Regions from separate parts of the Homo sapiens genome. Here region 2 is linked to region 1. The links are chromatin loops, found by intact Hi-C in ENCODE. Cell type or tissue: endothelial cell of umbilical vein. All regions are shown on one strand. Each heading gives the region's core, and the rest is flanking DNA. Links, peaks and the distances in the headings are about the cores only.

What was found. Hi-C counts contacts between places; a loop is a spot of excess contacts. Peaks named below come from ENCODE experiments on the same cell type or tissue, not always from the same donor. Only the 100,000 strongest peaks of a DNase experiment are listed, where the experiment ranks them.
Region 2: it touches region 1 in a loop (4-fold over the local background); 22 of 110 quality-filtered maps call a loop at or near these places.

The regions. Positions count from the first base shown.
Region 1 is chr4:113,877,981-113,890,950 of GRCh38, reverse strand. No RefSeq gene overlaps it. Among named protein-coding and RNA genes, the nearest start is that of ARSJ, 95 kb to the left of the region's middle. RefSeq lists an enhancer at 5,902-6,403. In endothelial cell of umbilical vein, for the core only: no CTCF peak of the experiment used is centred there; a DNase peak (open chromatin) is centred at 8,080; H3K27ac peaks cover 886 bases.
Region 2 is chr4:113,382,151-113,393,174 of GRCh38, reverse strand. It overlaps ANK2 (ankyrin 2), which reads right to left. Exons shown (of 46, transcript NM_001148.6): 46 at 9,439-11,024. LOC105377374 (a long non-coding RNA gene) reads left to right here. Exons shown (of 5, transcript NR_199847.1): 4 at 2,354-2,473; 5 at 4,725-5,682. Among named protein-coding and RNA genes, the nearest start is that of MIR8082, 240 kb to the right of the region's middle. RefSeq lists an enhancer at 6,968-7,697. In endothelial cell of umbilical vein, for the core only: no CTCF peak of the experiment used is centred there; DNase peaks (open chromatin) are centred at 8,424 and 9,744; H3K27ac peaks cover 2,025 bases.

The DNA.
Region 1 (12,970 bases), core at 6,700-9,199:
CCCATCTGAGTCCCACCTGAGACTAACCTCATCCTTTGGCTGTAGGTGGTTAACAGAGCAACAAAGAATAAAAAGCCTGAAATCAATCAAATGATGAGTTCAACCTTACTTCTCTCCTCTCAATACCTCACACTTATTCTCCAGCCTGGAGAGACTCAAAGCCAGGGAAGTTGCTGTACCTAAGTGTTTATAAAAATATAAAATGATAAGTACCTAAGTGCAAATTATGATAGACTATTATTGCTAATAATAGAAATATATTATTCTTATTTACCATAGTTAATAAAAGTACAATTGCTAACAGACATATTTAAACATATCATGTTAAACACATTACTGTATAAGAGGCATTAGCTTAAAGTCATTAAAGCTCATGAGTAGATTAAAATGTTTTTAAAACTGCTATAGGTGACTAATTAAAGTTACTGGGAGTCAAATTTCAGCTCAGAAAGAACTTTCCAGAGAAAGTGCAGCTTTCGGTGGAATGCGGTGTCCTCTGAAGACAATGTGTTTCCTCATACTGAAAGAAACCTAATAGAAGTAGAATCATTGTATGCCTGGAAGATATCCCGTCTCCACATGCTAATAAACTAGAGAAGCATCCAGAGCATAGACTGCTGTGAGACCTTGAGTCAAAAGCCGCCTTACACAAGCAACCAGAAAAAAATGAGCTCCCACTGTTTCCAGTTGGAAACGCAGAAATCACCCGTCTTCTATGTCGATCTCGCTGGGAGCTGCAGACTGGAGCTGTTCCTATTCAGCCACCTTGGAAGCCCCAACCACTTTTTAATTTGAGCTTTTTCCGTTTTTTATATGGTTTGGCTGTGTCTCCACCCAAATCTCATCTTGAATTGTAGTTCCCATAATCCCCATGTGTCACGGAAGGGATCGGGTGGGAGGTAATTGAATCATGGTGGCAGTTACCTCCATGCTGTTCTCATGATAGTGAGTGAATTCTCATGAGATCTGATGGCTTTATAAAAAGCTTTCCCCCCAACTTTGCTCTGCACTTCTCCTTGCTGCTGCCATGCGAAGAAGGACATGTTTGCTTCCCCTTCTGCAATGATTGTAAGTTTCTGAGGCTTCCCCAGCCCTGCAGAACTGTGAATCAATTAAACCTCTTTCCTTTATAAATTATCCTGTTTAGGGTATTTCTTCATAGGAGTGTAAGAACGAACTAATACAGTTTCTGTTTTTTGGTTTTTTTTTTTTTTTTTTTTTTTTTTTTACGGAATTTCACTTTTGTTGCCCAGGCTGGAGTGCAATGATGCAATCTCAGCCACTGCAACCTCTGCCTCCCAGGTTCAAGTAATTCTCCTGCCTCAGCCTCCCAGGTAGCTGGGATTGCAGGCACCCACCACCATGCCCAGCTAATTTTTTGTATTTTTAGTAGAGACACGGTTTCACCATGTTGACCAGGCTGGTCTCAAACTCCTGACCTCAGGTGATCCACCCGCCTCAGCCTCCCAAAATGCTGGGATAACAGGTGTGAGCCCTGGTGCCCCACCTGATACAGTTTTATAATGGAATCATGTCTGCTTTAACAGACAACTTCTTTGAATTTAATTTAATCATTTTTATTTTCTTTTCTGATGTTACCTTATACACTGGGTCCTGAGAAGCCTTCTCACAGACCAGGGCCTCCTCCCCAGCCTTGCCCTTTTCCATATCACCTCTGATACTGCTGAAAGTATTCTTGTTTTTGAAAACATCAAGATATTTAAAGCCCATTCTTATTTATCTGATCTTAAAACATTGAATCAGCTATACTTCAAAAAGCCCAGGTTTTTAGGAATAAAGAATATGAGAAACCATGATATTGACATTAGCTTATACATTAAACCCTTCCAAGACTATAGGTGGCAGGAAGAGGGACACCAGATGACCCAAGAAGTGTCTGCTTGAATCATTAAAGCATGTTGAACATTGGAATAGGAAAGTATGTTCACAAATAACATAATGATGTACAATATTTTAGCTTTTCCAAAATGATAAAAAATGAACAAAAGTGAACTTTTATGACAGTAATGTTTTTTAGCCTATTGAAATGAATCATATACGTCCACTAGAGTTTTCTGGAAAAGAAGAATAGGAAATCAGTTAACAATAGTGTTTGCCAAAAAAGAATTCTGCATTCTTCTTTTATATATTCAAACCTGAAGAATGCAACTTGAGGAACTTAAATTAAGATTTGTTTCTTTCCATGAATGATAGGGTTTTTAAATAGGTGGGTTGGGAAAGAGGTCCTATGCATTTTAATCAGTTAATTACTTTAGAAAAAAATGCAAAATTACTAATTTAGGGAACCAAGATCTCAGGTGACAATCTAAAATTCTGTGGTCATAAGTAATATCCCACCACAAAGATAAATCAACCATTGTGTTTTTATCACCACACAACGGTTAAAATCTAAGCCTCTGTCACATCAATTATCTGGCCAAATAGCCAGTGGAAAAGTAAAAGGTCAAAGTAATTTGAAAAGAGTTTCACGAATGTTTGCTTTTGAATAATACATAAGGTAACAGGTATTTTCAAAATGAAGCTCTAGGAATGTATCTTGAAGATACATTTCTTCCATAAAATAAAACTTTTAAAAATGATTTCTCTTTTTCAGGGTGTGGCTTTGTGGAACTGTGAAAAGTATTGCCCTTTGTTTTAACTTCATCTGGAAACTTCAGGAACAGACCAACTATTGCTAATCCAGCTGGAAGCAATATATATGATACAGATACTTGTGATAAACCCTCCCCAGAGAGCTTGTTAAGTTGTTGCACCAGGCAAGAGTCATACATAAACCTTAGCTGTGTTTTCAAGAGCTATTGTTTCTCCCAATTACATCAACTACAGGTTTAATAAATTCATTCATAGATATATACTGAGCATTACATCAATCTTCACTTTGTTCTAACTACTCTTTGCTTTTCAATAATCGAGAATTTTGTCAATGGATAAGGCTCCTGTCATAATTTTAAATTAGAATTTCTCAATTTCTTTCTGTTTTCTAAAGAAATATAATGGTTTTGAAAGATACTGGACTTGACATGAATTTGAGTAGTTCATGTATACATCAATCTTAAAAGACAAAAGTCTGAAATTAACTATTAGTATGAAATCAGTAAGAACTCATGAATAAATAAACATTAAGTAAAAACAAATCTTACTAAACTTTGGCCATCAGATGAGAAGGAGACCTTAAATTGATTTTTTACTTAATTATACTTTTGGATCAATATTCTATGTGGAAGTAGCTTGCCGTTTTCTTATACTAATATATAGAAAGACTGGATTACAATACTTTGCATAGCTACCCAAAATTTATATTATTATTATACTAAACTGGTTAAGAAACAGAGACACTAGAAATGAAAATTTAAAAAGATTTTTCCCTCTAAGTTCAAAGTAGTGTAGAATAGGATACATCTCAGAAGCATAAAATTGAATTCATAAAGGAAATTAACACCCCAGAATCTCTCAGTTTGAATGGCTCTCTTCACAACTCATTCAGAACAATTGTGCAACTAGAATAATGATCTTACCCATTGATAGGATTTGGCTGTGTTCCCACCCAAATCTCACCTTGAATTGTAATAATTCTCATGGGTCAAGGTCAGGGCCAGGTGGAGATAATTGAATCATGAGGGCAGTTTCCTCCATACTGTTCTCGTGGTAGTGAATAAGTCTCACGAGATTTGACGGTTTTATAATGGAGAGTTTACCTGCACAAGCTCCCTTGCCTGCTGCCATGTAAGTTGTATCTTGTTTTCCTTTTGCCATAATTGTGAGGCTTCCTCAGCCATGTGGAACTGTGAGTCAATTAAATCTCCTTCCTTCATAAATTACCCAGTCTTGGGTATGTCTTTATTAGCAGAATGAGAACAGACTAATACACCTATATTTAACTGCACAAGCCTTACCTTTATGGTTCATTTCTGATATTATTTATATTTTTATACTATTTCCAACAACCAGTTTTCCATATTTTAAAACTTAAATTGTCATTACAAACGTTAGTTTTAATATGGTACAGATAATTCAATGATGTTACTTATATGCTAATATTTATGCGAATGACAATTTTTGTTCTTTGATGATAAGTTATGTTACTATAGCACTGTTGTAGAATACTGGTAGAAAACTTTCTTATTGTCCCAGAATTAATGCCTAGAATCCACAGTCTAAAGCCAAATAATGCAAATGCATTTTCTTATTTTCCCAGAATTGATGAAAGAATCCACAGTGTAATGTCAAGTAATGCCAAATTCTAAAGTCAGAAAACTACCGGCTGTGGGCTCAATCACATTCAAGAGAGGCTTGCTAAGGGGCACTATTTCAGCACAGTTGGAGCTCTTCATCATTCCAACCCTTTACTTCCTGACTTCCTCTGGACTGTATAAAATGAAGGCAGGCTAGAAGTCGTTATTGACGGGAATGAGAATTTGTGGAGCAGCTTCTCTTACTCCTCCCATTGGTGAGAAGCATCCAGTATATTCTCTGTCATCCTACAAGATGGAGGTTGCTAAAACCATTACCCCTTTCACTAAGTTGTGACTGCTGATCATCCCTTGTGTGAAATTTCCTAACTACTGAGCCAGCAGGATATCGGGTGCCCTAGACTTACAGCTGCTGATGAGAGAAAAGAAAGTCAAGAAAGATGTCGAGGAGAGAAAACAGCAAGGAGAAGGTGGGGAGGTAACCTGTATGCCTGTTCTGTTGTATGGCAAGGATACAGATATTTCTGACAATCACCTTAGGTGCTGGTTAGAAATTAATTTATCAGGCCAGGCACGGTGGCACACGCCTGTAATCCCAGCACTTTTGCGGGGGCCGAGGCGAGTGGATCATGAGGTCAGGAGTTCAAGACCAGCCTGGCCAAGATGGTGAAACCTCGTCTCTACTAAAAATACAAAAAAAATTAGCTGGGCCTGGTGGCAGGCACCTGTAATCCCAGTTACTCAGGAGGCTGAGGCAGAGAATTGCTTGAACCTGGGAAGTGGAGGTTGCAGTGAGCCGAAATCACACCACTGCCACTGCACTACAGCCTGGGTGACAGAGCGAGACTCCGTCTAAAAAAAAAAAAAAAAAAAAAGAAATTAGTTTGTCAATAAGATAAATTAATTCACTTCAAGAGAGCTACTAGAAGAGAAAATTCTCAACACGAAGTAATAGAATGCCCCTCCCACAGCAGAAATGAGCAGGTTAAGTGGTTAAGCCTCAGCTGACTCTCCCAAGCTAGGGAACTATAAAGGGTAAGGCTTCCTTAGAACCCTTCACAGAACCAACAAACATCTACCCTTTAGAAAACCAGCAGTTGAATGCCTACCATAGAAGTGTGGCTGCAAAAAACAGAAAAGGATAAGTAATCTACCTCATGGTGGGTTTGCTTAAGTAATGGAAGAGCGATTTCAACGAACAAAATAAACATCAGCTAATCAACTATGGGCAGTTGCATATGGAAACGGCTTTTTGACCCTTCTTCCTTCCCCCCACTCCCAGCACCAGAGAACTAAGTCCTGGAAAAGGAACAAGGTTGTGAGAAATTGTTTTCTCTACCTCCACCATAAGCAGAAGTTCCAAGCCACTGGGCCCTGAGGAAAGGAGAATTTAATTTGATTTGATTTCTGCTAACTTTGTTTATGACTTATTTCTTCATGTTTTTAATGGTATTTTGTTGTGAGATGATACTCACTGGAACTCTAAAAATTGCCTGGAAATTGTTTAAGTTCTTTCCCCCATAGCAGATTTGTCTCCTTTTGCCAAGCTCATGGGGCCATCACCAATCCAGAATCACTTTAACTTAATTATTGACTTGGGTTTTGAAGTCACATGGCAATGTGATTCTTGCCTCATACCTATGTATGTAAGGGCTTCTGGTTAGGAGTTTAAAGGATTTTCATTGTTCTTGTATTTGTTTTTAATTTTACATTCTGTTCTACCCAAAGCCAAGATGTTTTAATATGTACCTGGGATTTGTTTTAATCAGGTATGATAAAATGACAGACATGGAGATAACTGCCTTGAAAGAAGAGTTTATTGCTCACAGTCCCCCAGAGGATAGGGCATGCCACACCATGCAAAGCCACTTGGGGAAGCACCAGGGTCAATTAGGGGACAGAAGGGACAAAGGGAAACATGGACAAAAGCCGTGATTGTGTTCTTTCTTTCTTTCTTTGTTTTCAGGAACAAAGGGAGTAGGCAAGCTGAGCAAGTACAAGATTGAAATTGTTTTTAAAATTTCAGCAGGCCTTGGGCTATAGTGGTGGTCTCTAGTTACCTAGTACCTGGTTGGTGATTTAGAGCAGGGAGAATATTGGTATGGTGTGTGAGAGTTAATAAAGGAGGTGGCTGAAGGTAGAGACAGGATTGTTTGGCTTGCATATGAAAGGTATGCTCATAGGCAAGTTGTTCGCTATCTCTAGCAATTAGCTATCCTTGGAAGGGACAGTCTCTCCAAGATCAGCAAGACCCCAAGATGTCAAAGCATGATAAAATATAAAAATGCATAATTAATATTGCAAGAAGACAGACAAGTATTAACATTTCCTCCGCAAGGGTGTTTTCCCTCAAGTTCAGTCACTGAGGGTGTTGCTGTCTGGGAAGAGCAGTCTCAGATTTTTGAGGTTATCTCCGATCCAGCCTTCTATGAAACTCAAGTTCATACTATTAGTACTTTCTTTCCAGCCTCCATGCATGCAGGCAACATTATAATTCAGGCTCAAGGTTACCAACTACTGGCAGATGCTGTTCAGGTAAACAGCAAACACTGACTTCAACCTCATCTATTTTGGATTTGTGTTTTCTTATCAGTTCTGCCCTCTGATGGTTTTTCTTAATTTATCATCTTTACCATGACTTTTCAAAAGATTTTCACTTTTAATCTATTACTGCAGAGATTCCATGCTGGGATGGGTTTACCTACTCAGCTAGTCAACCATTTTCCTAAAATAAAAGTCTTACATTTACATGTTTAATGTCTCTTTGCTTGTTGAAAAATCATTCTCAATGAACTCTATTAAAACCAAGAAAAACAATCCTAAAATAGTATCTAATGAAATGTCAATCTTGGATTTTCTAGCTTTCAGACAGTTCTCTACATTTTGAACAATTGCCATTAAAGTAAAAATTACTTAAGATTTTTTACCATATACTTTGTAATTTTTATGTTTTCTAAGAAATTTTAAACCTTTCCTGTTATAATCTGAAATCTAATTTTAAAATGTGAGAATGTCAGTCTTCCCTTTTCACGATTTAAACTATTTTTGTGAGGATGTGAATATTTCTTAATGTACAGACGTTATTTTCTAGTTCACTGATTTAGAGGATAGAAGCCATTGACCCTATCTTCAGAATATGCAATATCCTCTAAATGGACAGTGGAAAAACATTTTAAAGGCCAACCAAAGAAGACTTAACTATGCATTAGACAAGAGCATAAATGTGTAGTCCATAAATTGTATCAGAAAATAAAATTTGAATTGGATAGAATGTTACAATTAAAATATATTAATTTCGTATCACTTTGCTTTCATTTTTGAGATCTGATACGCAAAAAGAAACAAAATAATTAGATAATTCAATAATCCTAAACCAGCCATTGGTATGTAGACTTTTTTTTTTTTAAGACAAAGTCTCACTTTGTCACCCATGCAGGGTGGTACAATCACGGGTCACTGCAAGCCTCGACCTTCTAAGCTCAAGCAATCCTCCCACCTCAGCATCCTGAGTACCTGGGACCACAGACACACACCACCATGCCCAGCTAATTTTTAAAATATTTTTTGTAGAGACAAGGTCTCTCTATGTTCCCCACACTGGTCTCAAACTCCTGGGCTCAAGCAGTTCTCCCACCTTGGCCTCCCAAAGTGCTAGAATCACAGGTGTGAGCCACTGCACCCAGCTGACATCTACTTTTGATTATTCAGCAGAACAGTTTGAGTTTAACTTATTGTTTCATTTTAATTTTAGTTAAACTGGAAGTTCATGAGTCATCTTAGCATGTTTTATGTCACCAAATAAACTTGGGAATTTAAATAACTACCATCAATTCATCATATTTCCATTTTCTTAGGAATCAAGCCAGGTTTGAGACCTAGCTGGTAATCAGGAAGCTTGGGAAATGCCTGCTTAACAAAAGAGATATGGACAAACATGTTTTGTATATAATGACTACACCAAAGTCATTTGCCAGTTAAGTTATCTGCCTTGTGAGAATTATTCTCGTCTGTTTATATGAAGATAAACAGAGAAAAGAGGAAGAGTTCAGAATAAACAAATACTTCTTTAATGAGTGTTGGTTCAATCTCAATACCAATCAAAAAGAAACACAATTTGAAATAAGATATTTTTCAATTATCAGCAGTAATGAAAATGGTATCATAATAACCTTATACAAGGGGGGAGTGAAATAGATGTTTCATGAACTGTTGGTTTACATATAAATTACTACCAGTCACAGGAGGACAAATTGGCATTACATAGCATCAAAAATCTTTTAAAAAAAGTATATACTTTAGCCAACTAAACTTTCAGAACTTTTCTCTTTAAAAAAGTGCAAAGATGTAGGTATATAAGTGTTTATCACAATTTTACTTATAATTGTGAAAATTTTGACAAGAATGAGGGCCTTTACTAAAGACATGGGCTAAAGAATTTGCATAGTTCTGCTCCTTTAAGGAAGAATGCACCTTCAAGCCACCTCAAACCAAAACCTTTCCTTACTAAGGACTCCCAGTAGCCTACCTACACTGTGGTTGAGTTTTCTGACTTTACTAAACATTGATTTCTATGGTTCAGCACCTCAAAATTGACTTAAAATGTATTATTAACTTGTATAACATTTATTCCTAAGTTTTATTCTAATTTCATTATTCTTATATTTTGGATTTTCTGCCTCACTCTTATTTTTCTTTAACTTAAATGGTGACTCCTACATTTTTAATAAAAACAATTTTACTTTATTTGTACATTCTTAGAAACTACTTTTAGTCTTAATAATCTCATTCATAACTTTGCTTTTTAGATCTAGCTTTTTATATTGCACATATTTTCAAACTTTATTGTTTTAAACTTAGTTGCTTTTTCCATATTTTAAAATTAATATTTTATTTTTAGAATAAATTTTACCTTAAAATTATATTTTGTTTCTGTTTTTTGTTTGTTTAGACTCATCTCTTTAAATGTCTGTTTTCAATTTATTATTTTTAATTTCTGTTTGGTTTTATTATTATTTTTTGACAGTTTCTTGCTCTGTTGCCCTTGACTTCTCAAACTCAAGTGATCCTCCTACCTCAGCCTCCCAAAAGTAACTACACCCAGCTAATTTTTTTTTTCTTTTTTGTTTTTTGTAGAGACCGGGATCTCACTATGTTTCCTAGGCTGGTCTTGAGCTTCTGGCCTCAAGCTATCTTCCCACTGTGGCCTCTCATAGTGCTGGGATTATAGTCATGAGCCACTGTGTCCAGACGATTATTTTTAGTTTGCTCTTCTGTTGAACAACCTGCTTCCATGACTCATATTCAAGACAAGAATCCTGGTCCAGCCCTGCTCACCAATGATTTCTACACCCATCTGAATGAAGAGGTTGGTTAGCTTTCTGTTCTTCTTAAACTCAATTTTCACAAGAAGTCAATTCTCCTTTTCAGTCCATTGAAACTTAACTGTGAGTTAACTTGAAATCTAACTGGCAACATGTTATAATTGCAATCTGCTTCTTAACAAAGGTACACTTTAAAGATGCATAATTGAGGACTGCCTAAAAGATATGCAATCCTTCCAAGTCTCTCTAGGAGCTTCAATGTGAGTGCATGGGTTAAGCCAGATTATCAAAAAGCTTGTACATGAGTACATAGTTTTCTGGCCCCATATAGATTAATTATATAAAATTACGTTTTGGTGTTCATTTATTGGTCTAATTTAAAGAATCATATAAGAAATTGCCCTATGAAAAGTACCTATATATTTACTGTGGAGAAATTACCGGTAACATAGTTTCTCTGGAGCAACTGCTTTGTTTTGATTTTGTGCTTATTGACATGATCAACTTTATTTTATTGACCCTCTGAGTTGTATAACCCATTTTTTTTCCTTTTTCATTGGCTGTTAAAGCACGTTGAGTTGAAATCGTGGCCTGTATCCAATAAGTACACAGTATCTCTTGGCAAGCAATTTACTACTCACTTCTAGGTTTATTTTATTTTTCTTATTTCAAGATATTTCCCTGAGTTATTTTCCTAGTTATATATTTTTAATTTGTCTGGGCACATTATATGCATTGTTACACTACACCTTAAAGAATTTTGAAACAAATACTCTGAAAGAGAAACAAAGGTCAACATTATAACCCCATTTTATGCTTAAGAAAAACAGGACAGTGTGATAATAATAGGCAGCCAGTCAGCAGTGAAACTAAAATTGGAACATCCATCTTTGAGTTACAAAATGACTTAAAACTCAAGAATCCAAAGCCATTAGACTGTATTGCTGTGTTATTATTGCCAGACTCCTATCAACACTGGAGACCAACCAACAGTCAGAAATAATCAAATACATTGTGCTCAATTCTCTACTTTATTTTGAATAATATTAAAGTTCCAGAAATGTATCAGCCCAGGCAAAGCCAGTGAGTATGAGTAACTGAAAGCATCATCTCCCACCTCTTCACCATATGCTCAGAAAAATCTTAGACAAGTTCAACTGGATATTTTGTGAACCACCCATCCAGAAACACTGTAGCCTTTAGGAGGTGGGGTTTTGTGGCAACTTTAAGGTACACAAATTTAGTCAAGTATATGTAGATGAGCATAACACAAAGATACATTTTACCATGAAGATCCATTATTGCTATTAATATTTAATGTTAAAATATTTAAAGAATATTGATAAAATATTTCAAATTGTGTATACAGTTATTCTGATGGACCCTATTTCTTTTCTTTTCTTTTCTTTCTTTTTTTTTTTTTTGAGACGGGGTCTCACTCTGTCGCCCAGGCTGGAGTGCAGTGGCACAATCTCCACTCACTGCAACCTCCACCTCCCAGGTTCAAGCGATTCTCCTGCCTCAGCCTCCCGAGTAGCTGGGATCACAGGCACGTGCCACAATGCCCGGCTAATTTTTTGTATTTTTAGTAGAGATGGGGTTTCACCATGTTGGCCAGCCTAGTCTCGAACTCCTGACCTCAGGTGATCCGCCTGTCTCAGCCTCCCAGAGTGCTGAGATTACAGGCATGAGCCACTGCGCCTGGCCTGACAGGCGCTATTTATAAGCCACAAATTTTAAAACTCAACCTCGCTCTATAGAACTTTATATTTGGAGCTCAATATTGAATTAATATCACCCAGAGATTTTTCTAAAGCCCTTCATGCTTTGTTTTGCTTTGTGATTATTAAGTAATTCTTCTCATTGTAGAAAATTGAAGAAGTAAAAAGTATTCAAAAAGAACATGAAAATCAAAACATTCTTCATATAAATGTTTAATGCCAACATTTATTAGGCGTTTACTTCGTGTGAGCACAAATCTAGGCATCTTATACATATTTTCTCTGCCTCCCAACAGCCCTACAAAGTAGATACATTATAAACCCTATTTTATGGCTGAAGAAACAAGGTGTGGTGAGACGAATTAAATTATTAAGTGAAATGATCACTAATAAAAGTTCTCCGTGGCATTGGATGCATTTCAGTTTTCATTCATTAATTTATGACAGAAAGAGAGAGAGAGTTATAGATCACAGGGTCTTTGGCCTCCCCTGTAATGGAAATTAACACGAGGCCAAGCAGATTTCCCAGACAAAGCTTTTATTTTGGGGCTTGTGCTGAAGTGCAAGGGAGACAGCAGAAGTGAGGTGTAAGAATCCTCTGGATGGCTCCTTAAAAAAATCCAGTAGGGTTTTTTGTTTGCTTGATTAGGCAAAGCACAGGAATTGACATCAGGGGTAAAACATTCAGGCTGAGCTGGGCAAAGCACATGATGGGTAGGGTATGCAGGTCAGCGCATCTTGTTGCTATGGTTATCTTGAGTAATGGGCCACCTGGTGGTCTGGCCAGCAACGACAAGGCTGTAAATCAATTGTTCAGCATTCTTTCCCGAGGTGGGACACTCTGCAATTGTGGTTCAGTGTTAAGATTTCCTAAGTCCAACTTTTAGAATATTTTAAATAAAAGGTGTGGTTAAACATTATGAGAGCACAGAAGAATGACTGTTTTCTATGTGTGACTAAAGCCTCAGGATTAGTTGGTATAGCATCAGCAAGATAGTGCTGTGGATTTTGTGAAGAGAATAAAGAAGAAAAAATATGTGAAGAGGGAGCCACATCCCACTCCTATTCTATCTCAGTTCCTCCCTGAGAGATTATATTCTCCTTATTCTTAGAGAGGGCCAAATATCTCATCTTCTGAAGCTACTTCCTACTGAATAGGATTGTCATCCCTGCCTAACCTTGGAGGGCATGGAAATTTTTCACTGACTGTTCTAAAGATTAGTAGGAACTAGGATCCTCCTGTGATGGTAAGGGTTGGACTCCTTGGGCCATCAGTAGCGTGACTTGGAATGGCTGAAGCCTGAAGACATAAACTTTAATTATCTGTACCCCTGTTGAATATAATAAATAATTATTTTAAAAATCAAATAGCACCCAGTGATTAATAAAATGCTTAAGCCCAGTTTAACAATGCTTATAAGAAGAGATCAGATGCCATTTGAAATGTAAGTGAATTGACTGGAGAACCAACCTCCTGTTGTCAAAATATAAGACAAATAGACTTTTAATAAGAGGCATTTATATGGAACCAGAAGAAAAACAAACATTAATCGTGGGCATAATCTACCCAGACGTTACACTCAAAGCATCTTTAGTTACAGAGGAGGAAGATGCTGGCAATCTGACACATTTTTCTTGCCTGTGTTATAAGAAATAAACTTTAGTCTGCAGGGCCTTAGAAAAGAGATACTAGCAATTTTATTGTGTTTAACTCAGA
Region 2 (11,024 bases), core at 8,314-10,813, 500 kb after region 1:
TAACGCATAGGCATTCAGCTTTGTTTCCTGCCCCGAATTAGCAGCCATTTGACCTAACACTATAGTGTCTAGGCTTCATTTGAAATGCTGTATTTATTATGTGCCAAATTTCCATTGATTCCCCATCCTATTTCATTGCTCTCGCTGTCTCTTGCTACTCTAGTACTAAACTGTTTTACAAACAGTGGCTTAAAATATATTTTAATATCCGGTAGGTCTACTGAGTCAGGTGACAACATTCCTTTTTTTCTTACCCATAGAATCTTCTTGATTAATTCACATTCTTGTTTTTTCTTCCTATCAACTCAAATTAAAATCCTATAAGCAATTTTATGGTGATCTTATTAAATTAAGAAATAAATTAAGAAGGAATTGATGTATTTAAATTGTTATATGCCTATATATATATAAGTTAGTGCAAGTCCCTCCATTTATGGAAGTAAAAACTTGAAACATTTTAAAATAGGCTCTTTCTAAATGTATAACTAGGCATTTATTCTCTATTGTAAATGATATATAAAATTCCCTTCATTTTTATTTTTAATTTGGAGGGGTCTGTGTGTGTGTGTGTGTGTGCGTGTGTGTGTGTGTGTGTGTGTGTGTGTTAAGGAAAGTTAGACATATTCTATGATGAGTTGAAAAGAGTGACCAAATGGTTGACAGTAATTTTTCTTTCAGTTGGTTCCTTTTGGCTTTCCTGATTCACAAACATCGTTTGCATATTGACAATGTTTACCTATTCTTTTTTTTATTTTTATACTGTATTTCTTGTTTTTTGTCCATTGTATTGAATTGAGTAATACTTCCTTTTTAATATTATGCCTTTAATACTTTGCCTTTAATGTTATGCCACTAAGGACATAGGGGACTTTATTGTCTTATTCTCAGTTTTAAAGCAGAAATGCTCCCAGTGTTCATCTTCAAACAAGATGAATTTTGGTGTGAGGAGCATGTGTCCCCTTCTTAGTTCCCGTAATTAAATTAAAAAAAAAGTTACAAGATAAAAAGGCATGAAGTAAAAGGTATTCCTGATGAAGCACAAATTCTAGTTAAAATCAAAATCAATTGTGAACTACATCTTAAAAGTAAATTCTTTCTAACTGTATTATGTGACAATAGAATCTTCAATTTGCTTTCTCTTTGTGTTTCTTAATAAATGTATGAGGATTTTGACCTTTTTACAAGAAAGAATTCATAAATACTCCCTAACTGATATCACCTTGTAAGCAGATGAGCTAACAATTTAGATACCAATTTTAAAAGGAATGATAGGCCAGGTGTGTGTCTAACACCTGTAATCTCAGCACTTTGGGAGGCTGAGGCAGGTGGATCACTTGAGTCCAGGAGTTTGAGACCAGCCTGGGTGACACGGTAAAACCCCATCTTTATTAAAAAAAAAACCACAATAAAAATGAATGGTTTAATTGGTGATGCTGAGGGCCAGCACAAGGCAGGCAAGAGGAGAGATGTGGTTGTGTTGGGTGAGAAATCAGAGATAAGGTTTTTTCTGTTGTTGCAAATTATTGCAAAAGCTACGCTAAAATGATTGTAACTTAAGTGCTCTTAACAAAGGATTATTTGATCATTTGTAAAGGAAATGCAATTCATACATACACATACACATACATAATTTGATTGCCTTCAGGAAGAATACATCCCTTCCTACTTTCTTAAAAGGACATGAAATGGATGCTAAATTTCACCAAATGCCTCTTGGCCAACTATGGAAACATTGGTATGTGGTTGTTTCTCCTTTAATCTTCCAATATGAGGAATTTCATTAACAGCTATTACTAATGAACTATTTTTGCTTGGAACGAAACCATTTGTTTATAGTTTGTTTTTAAAATGCATTGTCAATTATATTATATTTTATTTGTAATTTTTGTAAAGAGATTCCTTAGTGAAATTGGTCTAAGAATTTTTGTTGTGTTATTTTGAGGTTCTTTTGATGTAATTTGCCCAGTTTGGGTACCAATGATATACTTGCTGTCTTAAAACAAGATAAACTAGGAATTTTTCTCCTGGGAGTCTCTGGTGGTTTCAGTATTAAAATTATCTGTGTATTGAGAGTTTAAGAGAATCCATCTGTGACAGCACCTAGATCTCATTCTTTCTTGTGGGGTTAAATATTTGCTGACTCAAATTATTTTATGGTTATTGGGGTTTACCTTTATTATCTCTTCTGTGGTAGATTTTATTAATTATCTTTTAAAAATCATCTCTCTTATTGGAGTTTTTATATTTACTTACAAAAAATAAGGTAACATTTTCTTACTATTATCTATTATTTCCTCTCTAATTATCTCCCCCCCCTTTTTTTGTTTTTGTTTGTTTGTTTGTTCTGAGACAGTCTTGCTCTGTCACCCAGGCTGGATGGAGTGCAGTGGTATGATCATAGCTAACTGCAGCCTCAATTTCCTGGGCTCAAGCAATCCTCCTGCCCCAGCCTTCCAGGTAGCTGGGAACACAGGTACGCATCCCCATATTTCATTAATTTTTAAATTTTTTTGTAGAGACGGAATTTCACCACATTGCCCAGGCTGGTCTAGAACTTCTGGGCTCAAGCAGTCCTCCCACTTTGGCCTCCCAGAGTGCTGGGATTACAGGCATGAGCCACAGCACTCAGCCTCCATTCTCTTTTTTATCATTGCATATTTCTACTTTCTCTTTTACCTCTTGATGATGTTACTAGCCATTATCAATATTATTATTTCAAAAGGTAACTCTTAGATATATTTTGCATTTTCACATTTTTATTTCCTACATTAAAACCTTCATAAATTGAAGGTTTCTATTTATCTCAATATATATAATATGTGGCATGTTCTCTTAAGTTTGCCATAGGCCAGCCCCTCTCCTGATTTTCTATGTTCAGACAATTCACATATTATTTTCCTGTCTGGCTACTCTCAGCACAGGAATTAGAACCCTAGTTTGAAGCTTTTAGTTTTCTTCTGACCTCTGTTTAGCCATATCTCATAGTTTCTAATATGTTTACTGTTCAGCATTTTTTGAAGCCACACTGCAGGAAGATTGAGTAATGAAAAACTAGGAAAGCATATGTAGAAAAAAAGGCAAAGGAAAAGAGAGAGAGAAAGAGAGCATTAGTTAGGTGTAAAGACAGGATTCAGGGATAAATCTATTTTTCTCATAAGCTGTGCTCACAGGCTGGGAGAGAAAGCCATCATCAGTGAGCACACCATGACAGAGCAAGGCCGCAGGAGATGGGGAGGGGACAGCAAGAATGTCTTTGTCCGTTTGGGATGCTGTAACAAAATACCATAAACTGGACAGCTTGTAAACATAGACATTTATTTCTCACAGTTATGGAGACTGTGAAATCCAAGGTCAAGATGCCAGCAGATTTGGTGTCTGGTGAGGGCCCATTTTCCAGTTCATGGATGGCACCTTCACTGTGTCCTCGCATGGCAGAAGTAACTAGCTAGCTCTCTGGGGTCTCTCTTATAAGGATGCTAATCCGAATCATGAAGGTGAAGCCCTGCCAAAGGCCCCACCTCTTAATACTATCATGTTGAGGGTGGAGGATTTCAACATATGAATCACCTCCCAAAGGCCTCACTTCCTAATACCATCACATTGCAAGGGTGATTTTAACATACGAATTTTGAACATAATATTTAGACCATAGCAAGGACACAGGCCATAAATCCAGGAGACAAGAGAGCATTCTTTGTGAGAACAATGAGTAGTAGGGTTCACGTAAATACAGACAATTTTGGAGGTAGTAATAGAAAAGGCATTTGTGATGGCTAATTTACGTGTTAACTTGACTGGGTCATGGGGTGCCCAGATATTTGGTTAAACCCTATTCTGGGTATGTCTGTGAGTGTGTTTGTAGAATGAGATTAACATTTGAATGGGTGAACTGAGTAAAGCAGACTGCCCTCCCTAATACAGGTGGGCCTCACCCAATCAATCAAAGACCTACATAGAACAACAACAAAAAGAAAATAAAAGAAACTAAGACAAAACTTCTGCTTGACTGCCCTTCAGCTATTAGTTTTCTTGCCTTCAGACTCAAACGGAAACACTGGCTCTTCTTGGATCTCAAGCCTGCCTTCAGACTGAATCTATATCAGCTCTGCTCACTCTGCTGAGTGCAGATCTTGCGACTTCTCAACCTCCATCATCATGTGGAACAATTCCTTACAATAAATCTCTTTATATATGTGTGCACACACACACACACACACACACACAGGCATGCATGCACACAGGCACATACACACTATTGGTTCTGTTTTTCCAGAGAACCCTAATATAGCATTGTAGTAATTCATGCCCATTGACATCTACTTTCTTATAAAACAGCGTCAAGTTCATCTGCCAAATGTGAAGCAGATAAGGAAGAGAAAATGGGCTTGAGAAGCAAGAAAGAGATTTTTCAGAATAGTAATGACAAAGTTACTGAATAAGGTCTGTTTCCCTTTATAAATATATTTTTCCAGAAGAAGAAGAATTTTTTCCGGAAGAAAAGTAATTTTTAATTAATTGTTAAATGATCAGTTCAATATGTCTCTGCTGCAAGATTATAAATCCAAAGGGAAGGGTCTGTGTTTTTCAAAGATGGAGTGTTGTTTATTGTTGGTGCCATTTGCTTGAGTTCTTATCCCAGCTTTGTCGTTTTCTCTCTGCATGATTTGGGGCATGTTATTCAATTTCTTTTCCCCTCAGTTTCCTCACCTGGATCTGTTTCCTAGGATTGTGATGGAGATGAAAGAAGAGCATTGAATAGTAACTGGCAATAGTGAAAACTCAGCAAAAGTGACCCATTGGGCCATGATCTTGGCCCAGTCTACCCTGAGCACTATAGCACAATGTTTAAAATATAGTAGGTCTTGAATTGCATGCATTTGTGGATGGATGAAGACTGTTATTCTCTGGCTTAGCCACTGTGATTGATTGTTAGCAGCTGAGCATTATTTTGGACCTATTCTACATTCTTCCCTGCATGTTGGGGGAAGAGCCTCAGGTATACATTTTTTGGAATCCCTTTCCAGTGGGGTTATGTATTTGATTTTGCCGATGAAAGTTGTTTGCCCAAGATTTGAAAAGGAAAGAGAAGAAAAATGATTATACCTTTGGGAGCAGCTGGGGAGAGGTGCATGGACTCTGGCAGAAGACACATGGAGTGTTTTTGCAGCCATATATGGGCTATCTCCTAAGAAACATATACTTTGCTGCTACATGAATCTGAGCCCTTCAGTGGCAGCTTGGATTTCTGATTTCTGCACTGGTGGATTTCTTCGTAGCAGTAGTAGCTCCTCAGTGTGAAAGGAAAATAAAAGCTTGGGACCCCCAATGCACTATGCCACAAGGAAAAAATTAAGCTGAAAGCTGAGTCAAGCAAGACACTGACTTTCCTTTTGTTTCTAAGCAGATAGCTACAATAAAAGGTTAAAAATCCCCACGGGTAGCTACTCTATGTAAAGCGCCAATTTACTGAGTGCCAAACGAATACATAATTGAGTATTCCCCTACCTGCTCCTTTTCCCTTGCAGCATGTGAATTTAGTAGTGTGATCATACCCTTCCTTTTCCTCCTCCAGCCTGCTTTTCCCCGTTCAATACTGAAGCCCTCAAAATTATTTTCGAAGAAGGCACAGACCTATCTCCCAGGCATGTCCTCAATTTTGGCAAAATAAATTTCTAAACTGATTGCGACCTGTCTCAGATCGTTTTTGGTTTACACCTGCCTTCATTTGTTGTGGCACTCCTGACACTGGTGTGAGTTTCTAATCCCCTGCATTAGATCCCTTCCTTCTTAAAATACCTAGAGGGCTTTGTTTTTTGGATTAAGCCCAATTGTTAGGGGATGAATTGTGTCCTCTCCTCCTCCAAATTCATGTCAAAGCCCCTAACACCCACTACTTCAGAATGTGACTGCATCTGGAGATAGGGGTCTTCAAAAAGGTGATTAAGTTAAATGAGGCCATTAAGGTTGGCTGTAATTCAATATGATTGGCATCCTTACAAAATGCAGAAAATTGGACATACACAGAGACATAAGGGATGTGGGCACACAGACAGGAAAGTCCATGTGAGGACAGCGAGAAGGTGGTGGTCTGCAAGCCAAAGAGAGTGACCTCAGGAAAAAAAAATCTTGCCCATATTTCAGTCTTAGACTTTTAGCTTCCAGGACTGTGAGAAAATGACTTTCTGTTGATTAAATCATCTGGTTCATGCTATTTTGTTATGGCAGCCCTAGGAAACTACTACATTAATCTGAACACAAATTGGATTGTTAGAACAATAGACTCTAAATTATCTCCCTGACTCTTTGAGGAGAAAGGGTATGCTATGGTCGTTCTCTAAGGCTCCAAGGTATCACCTATCTGTGAGTCACTTGAAAAATTCACACAAGGCACCTTTCATCCAGAAGTTGCTGCTGTACCAGTGCCATGTGAGTTCTGTAGCACAGCCTAGACGAGGTCTGAGTTCTGATCAACAGCCAGGAAAAACTGGCACAATGCGTATGTGTATTTTTTGTGGATATCATGATTCAGTTTTTTCTGCACATCATAAAGGCAGCTGAGGTGTCCATAGCCACCTCCAGTCAAGCCCAGACCCTGCCCACAATGCTCTGTAGCAGCTGTGGAGGACCTGCTGCTAATGGGGGCATAGCCATTCAGTAGGGGAGTTTGAGTGACTCTCTCCAATTCTGTAGTCAGTTTTGACAGGTAAGAAAAAAAGAACACCTCAAAATAGAGAGTGTGGGGGAAGAAAAAGGAATGGAAACCAGAACCGAGTTATAAGGGCCTGTGATGGTTGATAATGAGTGTCAACTTTATTGGATTGAAGGATGCAAAGTATTGATCTTGGGTGTGTCTGTGAGAGTGTTGACAAAGGAGATTAACATTAGAGTCTGTGGGCTGGGAAAGGCAGGGACACCCTCAATCTGGATGGGCACCATCTAATCCAGCTGCCAGCATGGCCAGAATATAAAGCAGACAGAAAAATGTGAAAAGACTAGACTGGCTTAGCCTCCCAGACTACATCTTTCTCCCACACTGGATGCTTCCTGCCCTCAAACATTGGACTCTAAGTTCTTCAGCTTTGGGACTCGGACTGGCTTCCTTCCTCCTCAGCTTGCAGACAGCCTATAGTGGGACCTTGAGATCATGTGATTTAATACTCCTTAATAAACTCCCCGTATACATATCTATCCTATTAGTTCTGTCCTTCTAGAGAACCCTGACTAATACAGGGCCCACTGAAGAAACAGAAAGAGATCCTGAAGAGTCCTTCCTCCAAATGGGAAGTGAATCGAAGGGCTTAACTGACAACATCCCTGTGATTCTCATTATAATAGGAAAAGATTTAACTGTATTTTCTAACCTACAGGGGTAAGCTAATGCCTTTAACACCTACCCCGAGGCTGACTCCTACACAAAGAGGCAGAGGGTCACAAACAGGGATCCACAATGAACGGACATCAAGGATACTTGCACAACAGGGGCTCTTCTACACTAAGGAGTGACAGACAGGCCAGGGCTGGCTGACCTTCCCTGCCTGGAGCAGTGAGATGCATCCAAGGCTAGTAGCAGTGTCTCCTATTTTACTGATGAGGAAATTGTCATCCAGTCGATAAACCTTTACAAAGTCATGGAAGGGGGCTAGACAGAGCTGGACTGATTCCAATCCAGGTCTTACTGTAAGATAACACACTTACCAATTTGTCACATTGCCTCATGGAAACATTCCATGAACTGAACAACTGAATGTCTCCAGTGACTGAAGACATCTCTTGAAATATTACATGTGCCACTGCCAAATGTCTCTGTTTACCATAGATAATAGCTCCATCCAAAGTCTATCCATATGCACTATTTACTTCATACTGTGGAACTAATTTAAAGCCAGGGAGTACTTTTGTTTTTCCCAGAAGGCCTGAGTATAACCCAATAGGAGTATTTTAATTTGTGTTCAGGACATCGCCCCCTCCATCCCCACCGCACAGATATCTAAAAGATTTTCTTACTTTGGTGATTCAGTCTATGATTGTAATTCTAGCTTCAATTAGATTAGAAAGAGAAATGATACCTTAAATGAAGGAAGGAGCATATAGTTTTTAAGCAGAGGTGGCAACCAAAGACATAGACTTTGAAATATTTTCTTTTAGAGCATGATGAAAGCAAGCAGTTCATTTTTATTCTGTTATTCAGGAGAACCTCGTAGTGATTTTGGTTCTCACTAGACCTACGTTTAACTTCTCTTTATCTGATTTATTCATTTGCCTGACTACTTGCCCACACCCAGACTCTCCATGCTTACAGAAATCAAGTGACTCCACGAGCAAACTAATTTCAAATTCAATTCAAGCCTGTTTCCGAGTGCTTATATGTCACTTTCACCTCTTCATGACTAATACAAATGATTTATGAGTGGTGCATAATCTTCTCTCAGTCTGGAAGTTTCCCCCACCCTACCTTTAAATATACTTCTGTAAAACGGCATATGACTCACTGAAGTTCTTTTACAAAAATGGGTTTTGCACAGCAAATAATTAAACATGAGAAGACATTGAATCTTCTCTGATGCTTTGATTTCCTTAATCAAACCCAAAGTAACACAAGCCCAGAGTTCCTGTAAGTAGAAAGTACAGCACATTAAACAAATGAGAAGGAGAGAGATGATCACACAGACACTCCTACTTTGGAATTATTTTTAACTGTTTTCTTTGAAAAATGTCAAGCATAATTGGTATTTTAAGTTCAGAAGACCTGTAAATCAACCAAGGATAGAAATCAGATCCAGTGAGCTTCCTGTCTCATACCAGATAAGATTTAAATAAAACCTACTCAATTTCTAAATCATGTCTTTTTTGTTTTGTTTTTACTGTAAAAAATATTAAAGCAACAGTAAAGGGATTTTTCAAAAAATGAAACAAAACTCTCCACACACAACTGATTTTGATTTTCCATAGTCCTACCCTGTCTTTATTTATATTAATATATCCATTTAATTTTAAATTCTCAGGCTCTAAGACAGAAAGAAAACTCCAGAGCCAACTGCTGTTCCCAAAGACAGAAAGTATTTAGTGACAGCCATGGCCTCATGGGAGAGAACCAAACCAGTCTTGCTGTGCTGCCAATCCCACTTACCCTTTCTCATCCCCTGCAAGTCCCCAAATTCCTATTTTCTTTCATTTAGTAGTGATCCAAAACAAAAATCCTCATTTTCTTCTTTTGCATAACAAGAACAATAAGAATTTCTTGAGGGCAGAGGCAAAATCTATTTATCCCAGTGCTTAATCCAGTGCCAGGCATATAGCATATTCAGCGACTAAATAAAAACCATAAGAAAAAAAGCAATTTGTGTCTTTCTGTTGGTTTCAAGTCTAGCTCAACTTTTTAAAACCTCTTATTCTCCTGAAATCACAGATTCATGATAAAGAAGAACAAATCACCGTTGCCACATTTAACACTTGTACATTTTATTTAATTAAATCAGCCATTGTACACATTGCAGCTATGTATTGTTAGTGTTGTATTTTTTTTTCCATTAACTAATACATGCCCTCATAGATATATTCAATTAGTGTTATCACCATGGGAACAAGATGCTGATTCGTCAACTGAAAATTCACTTCTTCTCACAGTATTCAAGTTTTTGATAACACAGCAAAAATCAAAATCAAAAAAAGGTGAATAACCATTATGTTGTTACACAGACATCATCTGCACTGCAAATAACACAACAGAAATGCTTTTCTTGAGCTCCAGTGAAGGTTTTGACAAGAAGGCCATAGGGTGTCTCAAAAAGTTTCACCATCGGCCTCTCTTATTTTGGCTGCCAAAGAATGTCTCATTTCCTATCCAACTGCCAAAAAGTGCTAGCATTTGAGGCTTAGGAGATTTGGCTTGTGGGAAACCTCCCTCCCAGGAAATTTTTTCTCTTGGCAACATTACTTTAAATGATGAAGTGCCATTGTTTGTCGCATTTGTTTTTGACATTCGGAGCAATGAGTCATTTTTGCACAACAGGAAAAGACCAGATAATTGGAAAATGTTCAATCCCTGGAGGATAGACTCTGTCCTTTTTTATTTAAATTTCATCTTCATTGAATATACTTTTCTTTAACAAATGACTGATTCAAAATGTATACTGTTTATATGAATATATTTGTGAATATATATATGTTAAAATGCTACACAGCTTCAACCACTAGAGGAATAAGGAAGAGGACATGGAAATTACTCAGATTGTTACAGTCCCTTCTTTGAGACAAACAAACAGAAGTGCACAAATGCACTTAAGAGTTTCCAAGGGAGTGTGGATTTCAAATAAATAAACCAAAAATTTTAACCAAAACCAAATTTTCAAGGATTTCTCAATCTTGTCTGCAAGCTGAAAAACAGACCTAGCTGGAAAGTGAAAAGTGCTCACTCAGGGTAAAAAGAATGGAAACAATTAATGTGATTAGAAGAGGGGTTTGACCGTGGTCTTGATTTTTAAACGCCACATGCAGGTATTAGAGAAGATATAAACCTGAAGAAAAAAAAGAAAGAAAGAAAAAAAAAAAGAAACCACTCCAACATACTGAAGGAGTTTAACCTTTTATGTAGTGGGTAAATCTTGTTTCCAATGAATTATCTACAGTGCAGTGGCCAGAAGAAAGTACCACTGTAAGACAGCGTGGTTTGCTAAAGCAGCAATGAAAACTGGAAAACTACAGTAGTTATAGCTTTTAAAATACCCTGCCAACTTGTCCAAGATCTAAAGACCTGAAGATGCTAGAATGCCACACAATGTAGCTGCCAGCAACTGAATACCCCATCGGTTCATTCTGCGTGGCCTCTGCTCCCTTCTCCCCTCCCTCAGAGTGGCTGTTGGAGTCCTAAGCCATGGCTGGCCAGCACCAGCAATAACTTCTCAGGACAGTTCTGCAAGGCTACTGACCCACCTTTAACTGGGAGCAGTGGCTACTCTGGAAGTTCTAAGGACATAATAGGTTTGAAGTGCTTCTTTTGCAGTAAAACTGTATTATCACTCGATTGT